Regions from separate parts of the Homo sapiens genome. Here region 2 is linked to region 1. A link is a loop called in an ENCODE intact Hi-C map of the cell type or tissue named here. Cell type or tissue: A673. All regions are shown on one strand.

Region 1 (8,000 bases):
TGCCAAAGGGATTTTCTGAAGTATCAATCTGAAATTATTTTGCTCTGTTGAAAATCTCCTATGGATTCCTTATGTTGTAGGATACAGTCCATGGCTTATGTGACCCTTCATGTGTGGCCCCTTCTGCTTCTCCAGGCTTAGCTTTTGCCACTTCTCTCCTCACACACTAAGTCCCAGTCATGTGTGCCTTACAATGTCTTACCATGGAGTTGTTATAAGATGCTGTTTGTTCCTGCTCCTGAAACACTCCTTCCCCTATGTACCCTGCCTCCATCAACGCACTTTCACCTGCCACATGTGATAAACTATTCATTTGTCAGGTCTCAGTTTAAATGTTGTGTCTTGCTAGAATCATTCATTGCCCTCCCAGACTAAGCTGGTGTCCTCGCTAGGCACTTCCAAATCCTGATATTTCACTAATGATTGGACTTCTCTTGTTTCATTATCATTGCATGTGTAGCATAATGTGTCTTGCTAGACTTTTTTTCCGAGGACAAGAACAATGTCTATCATGTTCACTCTACATGTTGTATCTTCCAATGCCTAGAAAACTACCTGGCAAAGAAAAGTCACTCAATAAATATCTGGTGAATAAATTTACTCTATAAGGAGTCATAGGAATAATTTCTACACTTTTCAACCATATTACCTATTTCAAGTAGCAGAGAATGATCTATTTTACTCATAACAAGAAATGCATCTTTTTAGCCACATCCTATTTGAGTCAAAATGGCAGGGCATGATAAGACTAAGCAAGGGAAAAGTTATTTATTTAACATAGCACTTAAATAATTATTTTACATGCTCTGCTTTTATAATTCAAGTTGTGGAGTTTATGGTTAATATACAATAGGTAAACATTGCTTACATAAGGAAATTCTGCTGTTATATTTGATTCTTTTTATATTAAGAAATATCTTTAGTTTAATGCCCATATTAGTGACAGGGCTTGCCAGATGGTGTCTCCATAAAATAAGATAACAAGTAAATCTCAAATGAAGAATTACCCAGTGTCCTCAACAATATGAAGTTTACAAAGAAATATCCAGATGCATTTTCTATTAGCTCATAAAATATCTGGTTAAAGATTTTCTGCAAGTGACAATCTGTAGGATTTGTCTGTGTAGGGCTTTGACTTGCTTTTGAGGAGGAGGTCCATTTGTTATAGAGAAACCAACCGTTCCAGACCCTGAGAATCAATTCACTCTTCCTAGCATGTCACAATAAACCCAAGCACATAGGCATTGCATGTAGTGAGCCGGCATCTGCTAAGTACAAATGCACTCTACTGAAGCAAGGACAGGCAATAGGATGATTCTAGTTAGTAAACCCCCTGAAACCTAACGTATGTCAGTTATGTTTTTGAATGAACAACACAAAAAACAACTTCTGGGATTTGCTCAATTTTATAAATGAGCTTTCCTTCTACAGGTATTCTGTCTGGTTTACCTAGATGGAAATAATTTGTACTGCAGTTGGGTAGTTCTATATTCTCCTCAGCTCTTTTTTAACCCCATTTGTTTGTTTTTTCTAACCCACATGTAACCCCCCAAATATAGCCTCTTCCGATATTTTGGACAAAGATAGTTAATCTAAGTAGGCACGCATTCATCCTTTTTATTCTTCCTATTGAACTTTGCATAATATTTCTATAGCATCCTTATGCTTAGGACTTGATCCTTAATATCTGTAACATCACAGATCTTTTTAATTAATTTTATCCAGTGGGCCACAATGTTAGAAAGAATTTGATTGTCAAATAAACTGCATTAGTTAATCAATATTTATTTTTATTTTAGCTAATCTAAAACAAAACTTGGCAACTAGTATAATACAAATATCAAATAGCAATAAAATCGGTATTCAACTTTCTTATTTAATGAGATGGTTGCTATATAAGTTAATCGAGATGACTTTATAAAATACTGAAAATAGTTCCCACATTTCATAAATGCTTTCATAGATTATTAGCAGCCTTCAGTTTCTTATTTACTTAGTAGAGGGGCCATTGTCACAAACAATGAATGTAACTCTTTCATGCTTTTTATCTCAATAACTGGTTAGTTTTTACTATCCCAACATGTTTAGGTCAATTAACCACTTATTGAGCATCTCCTGAGCAAAGAGGATATTTTATCCGCTGGACCACAACCCTTAATTACAATGTAGAAAACGTCCAGGCAGAGCCATACAGTCATTATACAGTGAAGTATAAAGCCACATGGTTACTGAAAAAATAAATAAATGAAACTTCATATTTTTATTTTTAAAAGAGCCACTCTACTTGAAAGAAGATGTGTGGTAGTATATATTATATATGTTGTTATATTATATATAGTGCATAAATATATGTATGTATATAGACAATTGCAGAAGAAATCAAATATATAACTTTTAGTATAGCAGTAGGTTATAGTTTGATTAACACTCAATTTAGTATTTACATTTCCTGGCAATTGGTACAGTTTGGATCAATTCATCTCTGAGAACCCTTGAACTCCAAGGCTAATATTATCACATAAACAAATACCCAATTATCCATATATCAGAATGCATAGACTTGGGGAAGAAAACTGATGTTAACATCAGGACCATTAACAGAAAGGGTAGAGAAAGAAAAGCATATCAGGGGTTCAGTTGTTCCAAAAGGGCCTATAATCCAGTTGCTATGCTGCTCAGATCTAGAGTGGGACATTGGATAATTACAGAATCAGCAATATAGTAACAACAGCAAGAAGGCTTATTCATCAAAGACATCTTCACTCTACACAAATGCTTCTCAACCCACACAGCCAATTAGTAGAGGGTAGAAATGGATTAGAGAGAAACAATAAAATTACAACAATGATGAATGTGTTTTCCCTCACTTTTTCAGTGGATTTGCTTTTAAATAAATGTCACAGCATACATCACATGAATTTTAAGATGCTAAAAACCAAGCTAGTCTTATTGCCTGCAAAATCTAGGTTACCCCCAAATAGTAAATAAGATCCCGAAGGAATCATAAGTCATCAAGACCACTGGGGCACCATGGGCACCATTTTGCTTATTTCTACTAGAAAATTAAAGGTTTGGAGAAATTAGGAAAATCTCTCAACAGCGATGGACCTCTGGCCTGAATGAGGTACAGTAATGTCCTTTTCTAAGTTCTTAATGTACTCCAATGAAAGATGGAATAGGATAAAGTCCCCTGTTCTTAATTGAATCATGTCACATTTCTAGATATGCAGAATGTAATTGTATGGATGTGAGAATTTGACTGAAAAAACATGATTGAAGTTTGTACACACCCCTAAGAACACCAAATAGATATTTAATGTAGATTATAATAAGGCTTTCCAGCTTTCCAGTCCTCTGCCCCAACTCCCTCCTGTTAGTGCTGTTTTAGGGCAATGGTTTGGTGCCATCTAGTGAAGCATTAGGTTCTATTACACAGCTTTGGGACTTCATGTTTAACAGAAGGAAGATTAGAAACTTAAGGTCACAAGTAGAGACTTGAGTTACTGTCTTTACCGTTTATGCCAAATTAGTTTTTAAACAAGAACCAAAGTATCTATGGGCTAATATTTTAATTTAACAATTATTTATTGACTCTCTAATGTGTGCTGGCACTTTGCTAGGTATTTGTGGATACAAGGATGGGAAGGAGACCATCTTCCTCTTCCTGTCAAGGTTATATTTTAGTGGGGACAACTGACACATAAGTCAATAACTCCAGCAATATTGGATGCCTACTGCTTGACAAGCGCTAGGCCAGCTGCTTTGCATGTGCTATTTCAAATCTATGCAAGAACTCTGGGTTAGGCATTAGTATCAACTTCACTAAAACAGATACTCAGAAAGTTTAAATTAACTTGCCAAAGATTCATGTTAGAGGCAATCACTTTACATGGAAGTCCTTCTGAGTTCAAAGACTGAGATTTCTTTCCCCATACATAATGTCTTTTGTGGAGTACAAAATAATAAAGACCCCCCCAGATACCTCAATAACTTTAATTTAATGACTAGAACCACCATCCACCCAATTGTTGTAGAAAAAAAAGAGGCTAGATTCATTCTTAATTCTTCTCTGAACTTCACACCGCCATGCAATCGCCACATCTTTTATCTCCCCCTCACCAATTTCTCAAAACCAGCTCTTCTGCATCCTCACTTCCACCAGCCGAATTCAGAGTGTCATTCATGATTTTTCAACTGAATTACTCAAATGGCCTCCTGATCATTTGTTTTGGCTCTCCATCACTAAAAAATATTTAGTGTGATCTTTCCCCAATACAAATCTTGTTATATTACACCTGTATTCAAGTGGTTTACCTTTAAAATGGAATCCAAACACCTTTGCATGCTTTGTCTTCATGAAATGGGCTCTGCCTGATTCTCCAGGCCTTGAGTTCTCAGGTTCTCATCATGCACTTACTCTAAGCTTTAACCATTCTAATCTTCCAGTTTCTCAATTGCGCATGCTTTCTTTACCTTCTTGACATTGAACTTGCTCTCCCTTGTCATGGGACACCCTTCCTTCCCACTTTAACTATTCCATGATTTTTCCTTAATGTGGTTGGAGTCCCCTGGCATGGTCTCCCACAACCACCTCCCCTACTCTCCCATGACACTTAGTACATTAACATATTTTACAGAAAATGCCCATTTGTTTTTCTGTTTTAAATCTTTACACCCTTATAGATAAATTCTCCCTGCACTGAGAGATCAGAATCAATGTCTTGTTCTAGTTGAATTTCTGGAGACCATTGCAATATACCTGAAACACAGTGGACAAAAATTAGTATCTGCAGAATGGTCAAGAGCAAATTTGATTTGTAAAATCAAAAGCTTTAAGTTGCTTTCAAGAAATAAATCAATGTGTGTCAAATATAAAACACATCGATATCTTTTACAAAGCCAAAAAGCTTTTGGGGGGAAGGAAAATAAAAGCACAGCCTTTTTTCATGTTTGTTGTCATTGCCAACTGTTCTCTCTTCAATGGCAATGCAGTATTTCATTCCAAAACATCTGATACTTTGTTTTATTAGCACTTAAAGCAAGAGACACGAAAGATCTCAGTGAAAGCAGGAATTAACAAAAAAGTCAAGCTGTGTGCCTGAGGTAGAGATGTGGGAGATTTGACTCAGAAATGCAATGGAGGAAATTTATAAGACTATTCCTTTAAATTAAATTGAATCTTCAAATAAGTCATTTACCAAAAACAGTCTTGCTCTTCCCAAAATTCTAGGTTGTAAAATAGAATGGCAATGTCTCCATTGCTATGCATTTTATTCTTTCTTCTGGAACTCTGGAACCTTAGTTATATTTTAGCCATATTTTTGGTAATTGGTAAATTTTATCATATATTTATTTATCATTAATCCTCCTCTTATCTCCTACATTTTTCTAGATTATAACTAAGTTATGAGCCTCTTAATAATATAAAACCTGTATTTCCAAAGTCAAGTAGGAATTGTAAAATTAGTTGGGATTTCATAACACAAGTTGTCATTCAGTTTGAATGCTGAACAGGCTTCTCCTTAAAGATATGTTCATAATTAGGCTTAATCCCAGAAAAGGTAAAAGGAAGAGTCAAGGGAGTTTCAAAAATAATTTAAAAGGTGAAACTGTGTTAACTTTGAAAAATGTTGGTTATTTAGAATGTTCATATTATTCTTGATCCCATTAGCCAGATAACCATTAGAAACTCATTCCGGTGCTCTATCCAATACAACATTTTAAATATCCATTCTTATCCCTACCTTTACCTCACAAATATAACTCATAAGGCTAGACATGCAAATAAAAGTTTAAATAATATAAATTTATTTTACTACCAAATGTATGGTACAGACAAACTTATTTTAAGTACCTAAATAGGTAGACTTTAAAGATCAAATCAGAAGTATTTCTTAATGCATGAGTTCTCTAATGGCCTTAAGTAAAAAGAAATAACATTCTGTCCATAAACATATTCAATAATCCATTTAATTTGTTTATAAGGGCATAGCCTTAGGATTCAAATCCAGAGCTATTAGTGCAGGATATTACAGAGTACAATTATATAAGAAATAATTATATATATGTAAACAAATAAAAGAGAGGACAGATGGTTTTTACACTTCGTTAGTCCAAACAACTGATCTTCCTGCTGAATCCCAAATGATATCTTTTCCTGAGCTACTGATTGATAAATATGGATTGTAACTGACTATAAGAAATTTAAAGTCCAAAAGTCATGATAGAAATAAAATGGTCACGGTCACTTTCTTCAATTACTGCATTTGGTAAGATGTATATTTCAGTACATTTTCTGAATATATGCAATGTGCACATACAATATTTTATAAATGCTAATGTTTTCATATCTTACTGCAGACAGAAGAGCATAGCAGGAGAAAATCAATGAAGCAAGACTCCTAACTTCCTTCTTTGCCATCCACCTTTGCAGGAACATTTGTCTTCCAGGCATTTGGGAAAATTATCCTCTCTGTCTGGCTCCCTTTGTCCTCATAAAAAGTGAGAGTAAAGTGAGAAAGATAATGATTTATTTGAACAAAGGCTAGTGTGAGGAAGCTGAGAAGTAAAAAATGACTCTTATTGTTTATTTTATTTTACCACATTTTACAGTATCTATGCTCCATTAGAATCTGGAGATACCTATGTTACTTAACACTAAGGTACACAAAATTATAAACAAAGACACTGCCAGTTTTATACATTCCTGTAACTTTAATTTTGTTAATTTCATTTGGCAAGATGAATTCTAGCTTAGGAAATCAATAACCATTTGTAAGGGAAGCATCTACTAAGAAGAAATCAACATCGAGAGCTCTGTCAGCTTTTTGCTTCCTGAGAATAAGGGTAGATGATGGTGATCATAAACATAACGCTGATGGTGTTTATTTGACCACAACCACAAATACCACCTTCTGTCCACCAGCATATACATGCTATTGATCCACTATCTATTCAATGTTCCCTTAGTTAAAATGAAAAAATGTCAAGCTTCAGAATTTTCATTTTATAGATGAGGAAATTCCACTCCAGAGAATAAGGCATTGTCCAACTTCATACAATGATTGAATGCTGTGGCCTAGATTTGAAACCAGGCTTCCTAACTCATGCCTCAGTGTTCAAACCTGGATGGAATATACCACTCTAAGAACATTTCCTGTGAAATTGATGGGAGTAAAAACAGACAGACACTCACACACAAAAATTATAAAAGGAAAGATAGGCACATGATTACTCATGGTTACTAAACAGATTAAACTACCATCTGCTCATGGGATTCATTTATTTAATTATTGTCTTTCACAACATCAGCGTATTGCTCCCTACTAGATTATTTTTATAAACAAACCTTTCTTAACCATCATCAGCACAACAATAAAAACTTCCTGTAATCTCATATTTTCCTACTCCTGTCTCCCTGCTTCTTTTCCCTTGAAAGAATCTTTTATAGCTGCTACTTTGGTTACGTTCTTTTCAAACCAACTTCGATTCATTTTCTGGGATCACCACACTTTTTCTGAGTTTTGTAATCAGCAGTGACTCTTGCTGCCAAATTTTATGGTTATTTCTTTGATCTTATGCTGCTAGACATCTTAGTGGTGTTTTTCACAGGTCAGTACTATATCCTTCTTAAAACACTTTCTTCTTTTGGATTTCTTAATACCACGTTATTTTTTCTATCCAACTTATAGCTTATTCTTGGGCTTCTTTGATGAGTCTTATAAATATTGTGATTTACAGAGTTCTGTGCTAGATACCTTTCTCTTTTCTGTGTATGCCTTCCCTCTGAGGCAATATGTAGCCCCTGGCTTTCACTGTCATCATTATGCTAAAAACCATCAAAACTGTTTTGTCAAAACTCAAAGGAGTATCTGTTCCCTAGATTTATATGCTGTTTCTACTGATACGTGTAATAGTCATGAACAACTTAGAATTATCCCTGTTGGATTCTTTATTTTTGCTCCCAAACCCATTCCTCCCTCAGTCATTTCATCCGAGTA
Region 2 (8,000 bases), 170 kb after region 1:
TGTAAAGAAAGAAAGGAAACAACATATTTGATACTTTAAAAAAAGTGACAAAAAAAATTTTTAATATATACATAAGTAGAGAGAGTGCCTGGTTTGTCCCCTAACCCCAAAAGGTCCTTAATGAGCCAAAAAATATACACAAATATAAATAATAATTTATCTATAGATACTTACACACTGAATGGCATTATGAATACATTTGCCTATACACACATACATGCATGTGCGTACCTGAGATCCTTGCTCTCTGTTGAATGATCAAATCCTATGAGATGAGATTAACTTCAAGGGTCAGACTTACTTTAGATAGGTGACCATAAAGATCCAAATTAAACAGATTCTCCACAATTATCTCTCATCAAAGTTTGCAGAAGAGTGGCACTGGTATGGGAGAAGGGCAGAAAAATGCTGGGAGAAGAAGGGCAGGGTCCCTGGCGAGGGCTCCACCCTCGAGCTTGTACCCACGGACCTAGGTGAGGACAGGCACTCCTGTTTTTGTGCCCAAATGTTGCATTTTCTAAGACCACCCTAACCTGCCATGCCCCCTATCCTGTGCCTATAAAAACCCTGAGACTCTAGTGGCCATGCACACAAGTGGCTGGACATCGAGAGGAACACACCAGCAGAAGAGCACACAGGCAGTTAGACGTCTAGAGGAGCAGAGGAACAGAAGAGCACACCAACAGGCAACAGCAGACACCAGCAGGCCATCGACCAGTGGAACAATGTGGATGCTGAGGGGAATTTGCCCAGGGTGGTCAGAGGAGAGTGCAGCCATTGAGTGACTGAACTCCGGGGGAAAACCACCTTCCCACTCCATCCCCTTTCTGGCTCCCCATCCATCTGCTGAGAGCTACTTCCACCATTCAATAAATTCTTGCATTCATTCTCCAAGCCCATGTGTGATCTGATTTTTTCCAGCACACCAAGGCAAGAACTCTGGGATACAGAAAGCCCTTTGTCCTTGTGATAAGGGTCTAATTGAGCTGATTAATACAAGTTGCCTACACACGGCAAAACTAAAAGAGCACACTGTAACACACACCCACTGGGGCTTCAGGAGCCGTAAACATTCACCCCTAGACACTGCTATGAGGTCAGAGCCCCACAACCTGACCATCTCCATGCTCCCCCTAGAAGTTTGAGCTGCGGGGCATCAAATAAGTGAGCCACACCTTCATCATACACCCTGCAAGGGGGATAAGGGAAATTTTCCCATTTCAGCACCATTCACCTTTCCCATCCCTTCCCATTATATATTCTCAATACAACCATGGCTGCATTCCCTCTTTTCATATTTATGATGTAATTAATCATCTATATCAGATACCAACTATAGACAAATTAAGTATAGCTAATTGGATCTAGACTTTAGTGAAATATTTTCTGGTCTGGTTCTTTCTTCTTTTCCCCAGTTCTACACATGTGTTTTTTTTTTTTTAACTAACAGAATTTTTAACTTTTCATTGGCATCCCTTTGGTCAATTGACGTATATTCTGTAAAGACAGGTACTTATAAGCCAAACCATTCCCTTACTTGTGACAAAGATTCTCTCCTTGTTCAAACCTAGTCAAGATCCTCTGAACCCCCTCCTAGGCCAGACCTCAATATTCGGCTATAAAACTGCAGCCTCTCAGCACAAATGATTCCATTATTTTCCTGCCCCAACACTAAGAGGCTTGAACAAACACCACCACAGTTTCTGGGGTGACCTGATCCCCAAACCCCCTTTAAGGTGTCTGCCTCAGAAAGCTCAGTGCTTCCAGGGGAATTTATTGTTTGTTACAGCCAAAACCTGGTAATAGACAGGTCTCTGAATACTCTCTTAGGGCAGTTACTCTTGAAAGCTTGAAGTTGTAAATATAATACTTTCTTTCTGCTTTTGAGACTGATGTTTCCCACCATCTAGAACTTTCTTCTCAAGAACCTGAGATCTGTCTCTTTGAAATGCAAACTTCAGGGAAATAACTCTGACTCTCTCTCCCAGCCTGATGGGCATCTTGCTCCAACATGTACCACTACCTTCTGTCATAAATATAAGTTCACATCTCCTCCTGATAAGCACCAATTTAAATACACGATTTCTGCTCAAGCCTCCACTTTTTCCTCTTCCTCACTCCCTCATTCTCCCTTAAAAATGTCCAGTACCTCTGTACAAATCAAAGCTGAGTTAATACTGGAACTTCTTCCCCATTGCAACGTGAAGGATAGAAGACTATCCCACTTCAAAATATGCTACTTTAGCATGAGGATTATTTTGAACTGAAGGCAACTGAGAAAAAGCAGATACAAGAAAAATTTTCTGCCTTCTTCCTATTTGCCTAAAGACAAAATATAAATTTGTAAAGATAAAGATGTCCCCTCTTTTTTCTGTAACAGGAAGAACAGAAGTAAATCACCAAAGACTATTTTAGACCCTTGTCAGCTGGAAGTCAACAGAGGACACTCCACAATAAACTTTACTAACTAGCCCTATCTTCCATTAGTTTCCCCCATGTATTTACCTTCTCATGATTTGCCACTCTAGAAACTCTATGTCCTTTTATTTTTGTTTTCTCAATTCCCTAAATGTGTATTGTTCTTTTGTTGGGATCCTACACAAGCCCAAGTTCTAACTCCTGTCTTAGTCTATTAATATTGCTATAATGAAATATCACAGACTGGCTAGAGAAAAGAAATTTATTTTCTCACAGCTCCAGAGGTTGGGAAGTCTAAGATGTTTTTTGATAACAACTTGAATGCTATATTCTCTGAAGGGGTGAATGTTATGTCCCCATGTGGAGAAGGGCCAAAGAGCAAAAATGGTAAAGCTAGTTATCTTTATCTCCTTTATGAGGTTATACTCATTCATAAAGGTGGAGCCTTCATGATCTAATTACCTTTTAAAGGCCCACGCTGTTAATATAGTTTCCTTGGGGATTAAGTTTCAACATTAATTTTAGAGGGAACAGAAGTGTTCAAACCGTAGCACCACCTCTTTCAATTACTCATGTTTGAGTACTCCCATGGGTATGCACATACATTTGTTGATAAATCTGTTTATTTATCTGTCTTTTGTCAGTCTAATTCTCAAGGCTCCAGCCAATGAACCTAAGAGGGGTAGAGGAAAAACAGTATTTTTTCTTCTTTACCAAAGGTTATTGATGAAAAACATTTGTCCTTACCACTTTATCTTTGACACTTGCCAGCATGATGTTCTGCAAACTGAAAACAAAGGAAAAATGCCTCTTCTTGTACCAGTACCAACAACCAAGGCCGAGGACCAAAGGGTTTCATAAAGGGGGTCTGGAAAAGCTCAGAGGGGCCAAAAACTAGTTTCTCTATGTGCTAAAAGTATAATGCATCAAAAAGGAGCAACTAGTTAATTATGAGATTGGCAGATAAACGCTAAAATGGTTGGGTGACTAACTCATGATGTTAAGATTGCAGATTATCTTTTTATCATTTTGTGCTTTTCTATATTTTAACTTATCAAACATAAACAATTATGCTATTAATCAGAAAAATTACAATGTCAGAAGACAGTTTCAAAAACTCTATATCAAAAGTGACAGTGATGCATAGGAGAGAAAGAGAGAGAGAGATCACCAAAATAAAAGAGTAGAAGCGATCTGGCTTTCTTGGTTGTTCTCCCCCTCCAAAAACAAAACCAACCACCTAGTGCCAAGGTGATCACCAGAAATATCTCAGAACTCAAAATTAAGTCTGTGACAATCACTGGGATCACAAAGAAGCGAAAATCTGCCAGCAGATGATAAAAGAAATGGACCACTCTAACTGCAATGCCCCTTCCTGAAGCTGCTAGGTACCACACAGAAAAGTCACCCTACACTCCAGTTTCTACACTGGGAAAAGTAAAATCAAGGCAGACAGCCAAGTTCCCCATCATCTTGGGGTTTTTGTTTTTGTGTTTTGCATGATAACCATTCCTGCCACAACCCATGGGAAGCATTGTAAATGGCCTGTAGGGCAAAAATTCCTGAGGGCAGCTAGAGAAAAAGAGTAGGGTGGGGCTAGTAACATTCAGCTCATAAAATGTGGTGGCTATTGTTTGACTTGGCCAAAAAAAAGGTGGCTATTCTCTGACTTGGCAAAATCAGGGAGGCTGTTTAGCAGCATAATACTGTAGGGTACATGCTCCATGGGTCCTCTGGCCACAAACATCTAGCCAGCCTTCCCGAAAAGCCAGGGGTAATCTTTGGGATCCCCCAATATTCAGGAAGGGCAGACTAACTTTTGCAAGAGCCACGGCAAACCTAGGCTTAGGGAGCCATCTAGTGCCATAAAAGAGGCAGCAATCTCGGGCCAGGGGAACTCAATCAACACAATACCTATGCAGAGACATGCACTAGAAAAAATAAATCAAGCCAAACAGTAAAGACGGAGGTAAATGATTAATCCTTCAGTGCAATGATATAAACAGAGGTTTATAAGAAATAAGAGCAAATGAGGAACCATGAACTCCCTAAATGTAAAAAACAAGAAGGCAGTGACTGATCCCAATGAAATGACAATGTGTGAGCTCTTGGATCAATAATTCAAAATAACAGGTTTGAGGAAATTCAGTGAACTCCAAGGTAACACAGAAAAGCAATTCAGAAATTTATCAAATACATTTAATAAAGAGGTTGAAATAATTTTTAAAAACGAAACAGATATACTGGAGGTAAGAAATACAAGTTAAACTGGAAAATCTATTGAAGGATCTTAATATTAGAATTAATCAAGCAGAAGAATAAGTGAGCCCAAAGACAGGAGATTTGAAAATACACAGTCAGAGGAAAAAAGAATGAAAAATACTTACAAGAGCTAGAGGATAATCTCAAAAGAGCAAATCTAAGAGTGACTGGCCTTTGAAAGGGAACTGAAAAATTGTAAGGAGTCAGAAGTTTATTCAAAGAAATAATAAAATAAAACTTTCCAATCCTACAGAAAGATATAAGTATCTAGATATAGGAAAATCAAAGGTCACCAAAGAGATTCAACCCAAATAAGTATACCTCAGGACATATAATGATTGAACTCAGAAAGGTTAAGAACAAAGAGAGGATTCTAAAGGAAAAAGATGCAAATAACGTATTCGGGAGCTCTGATTCATGTGGCAATAGACTTCTCAGCAGAAACTTTACAGGCCAGGAGGAAGTGGGATGACACATTCAAAGTGTGAAAGCAGTAAAACTGTCCACCAAGAATACTGTATTCAGCAAAACTATCGTTTACATATGAAGGAGAGATAAAGACTTTCAGAAAAAACTAAGCTGAATTAATCAACATCAGACCTGTCTTAGAAGAAATGTTAAAGTTTTTCAATTAGAAAGAAAAAGATGCTAATGTTCAACAAGAAAAAATCTGAAGGTATAAAACTCAGTGGTAAAAGTAAGTACATAGACACATTAAAATAGTTTAATACTGTAATTGTGATATGTAAACTACTCATATATTTAGTATTAAGATAAAAAGACAAATCTATCAGAAATAATAACTACCACAATATAAGAGATAAGCCATGTTAAAAATGCATAAATTGAGACAACAAAAAGTCAAAGTGTTGTGGAAATTGAGATAAAATATGTAGTATTATAGTTTATTATTTGTTTTTATTTTTTTAGATCAAACGCATCATTATTATTTTACTTTTCATAACTAAAAGATGTTTTTCTGTAATCCACATGGTAACCACAAAGCAAAAACCTCTAAGAGATACACTAAAAATAAAAAGTAGTGAATTAAAATATATTACCAGAGAAAATCACTTAACCACAAAGGAAGAAAGTAGGAAAAGAAGAATTGAATACAGGAGTAACAAAAGAGCCAGAAAACAAGTAACATAATGGCAGTAGTAAGTACTTACCTATCAATAATAAAATTAAATGCAAATTGACTAAATTCTTCAATTAAATGACACAGAGTGGATTAATAGATTTAAAAAAAAGGACTTGATAATATGTTGCCCACAAAAAGCTCAGTTCATCTGTACAGAAACACATAAACTGAATGTAAGGGGATGGAAAATGATATTCAATATAAATTAAAACCAAAGAAGAGAAGGAAAAGCTATACATATATCAGATAAAATATACTTTACCTCAAAAACTATGAAAAAAGGCAGAAAAGGTCATTATATAATGACAAAGAGTCAATTCATAATAAAAATATAAAAATTATAAATATATATGCACCCAACACTGGAGCATCCAAATATATAAATCAAATATTAATAGATCTAAAGGGAGAGATATACTGCAATACAATAATAGCAGGGAACTTCAACACCCCACTTTTAGCAATGAACATACCATCCAGACAAAAAAAAAAAATCAACAAAGAAACATTTAAGTTACAACTATTCTCTAAACCAAAAGGACCTAACATTTACAGAATACATATTCTTCTCATTAGAACATGGATCATTCTGCAGAATAACCATATGTTAGGCCACAAAACAAGTTTCAATAAATTCAAAAAAGTTTAAATCATATCAAGTATCTTTTCTGACCACAATTGAGTAAAAACAGAATTCAATAACAAGAAAAACTTTAGGAATCTTACAAATACATAGAAATTAAACAACATGTTCCTGAATTACCAATGAGTCAAAGAAGAAATTAAGAAGGAAACTTTGAAAGTTTTTGAAATAAATGAAAAATTGAAACACTACATACCAGAAACTACAAGATACAGCAAAAGTAGTACTAGAGGAGTTTATAGCAATAAACATCTACATTAAAAAAGCAGAAACAGTTCAAATAAGCAAGACAATGATTCACCTTAAGGAACCAGAAAATCAAGAACAAACCAAACTCAAAATTAGTAGGAGAAAATAAATAATAAAGATCACAGAAGAAATAAATGAAATCGAGACTACAAAACAATACAAAAGATAAATTTTAAAAAGTTAGTTTTTTGAAAAGATAAACAAAATCAACAAAACTTTACATACACTAAGAAAAAAAGAGAGAAGACCCAAATTAATAAAATCAGAGATGAAAAAGAGACATTACAACTGATAGCACAGACATAAAAAATGATCAGTAGAGATTACTATTATATAATGACAAAAAAGTTAATTCATAATAAAAATATAACAATTGTAAGTATATATACACCCAACACTGGATCATCCAAATATGTAAATCAAACATTAATAGATCTAAAGGGAGAGACAGACTGCAATACAATAACAGTAGGGAACTTCAACACCCCACTTTTAGCAATGGGCATACCATCCAGGCAAAAAAAAAAAAAAAAAAATCAATAAAGAAACAATAAATATGCCAATAAATTGGAAAACCTAGAATAAACAAATAAACTTCTGGACACATACAACCTACCATGATTGAACCATGAATAAATAGAAAATCTGAACATACTAATAGCAAATAATAAGATCAAAGCTGTAATAAAAATTGTCTCACCAAACAAAAGCCCAGGACCTGCTGGATTTATTAGTGAATTCCACTAAACTTTTAAAGAGCTAATACCAATTCTACTTAAACTCCAAAAACTTTGAAGAGGAGAAAATACTTTCACATTTGTGCTTTGAAGCCATCATTACCCTAATAGCAAAACCAAGTAAGAACATAAAAAAAAAAAAGAGAGAAAGAAAACTACAGGCCAATATCCCTGATGAACAAACATAAAAGTAAAAATTCTCAGTACTAGCAAACTGAATTCAATAGCACATCAAAAAGATCATTCCCCATAATCAAATAGGATTCAGCCAGGAATGCAAGCATGGTTCAACATACACACATCAATCAATAAACATGATATATCACATTAACAGAATAAAGAACAAAAATATAATAATTTCAATCCATGCTGAATAATCATTTTATAAAATTCAACATCTCTTCATGAGGAAAACTCTCAAAAAATTGGATATAAGAGAAACATAGATTGAAACAATAAAGGTCGTATATGACAAACCCGCAGCTAACTTCATACTAAATGGGGAAAAATTGAAAGCCTTTACTCCAAGGTCTGGAACACAATAAGA

Evidence for each region. Peaks named below come from ENCODE experiments on the same cell type or tissue, not always from the same donor. Only the 100,000 strongest peaks of a DNase experiment are listed, where the experiment ranks them.
Region 2: a loop joins it to region 1, with 2.7 times the contacts of the local background. A loop is called at or near these places in 2 of 110 quality-filtered maps.

Annotation. Positions count from the first base shown.
Region 1 is chr1:101,815,681-101,823,680 of GRCh38, reverse strand. All of the region lies in intron 4 of OLFM3 (olfactomedin 3), which reads left to right. Among named protein-coding and RNA genes, the nearest start is that of OLFM3, 180 kb to the left of the region's middle. In A673, a CTCF peak has its summit at 3,412 (motif pointing left); a DNase peak (open chromatin) is centred at 3,400; H3K27ac peaks cover 2,292 bases.
Region 2 is chr1:101,649,843-101,657,842 of GRCh38, reverse strand. The region is part of intron 2 of LINC01709 (long intergenic non-protein coding RNA 1709); the gene reads right to left. Among named protein-coding and RNA genes, the nearest start is that of LINC01709, 14 kb to the right of the region's middle. In A673, a CTCF peak has its summit at 4,281 (motif pointing left); a DNase peak (open chromatin) is centred at 4,252.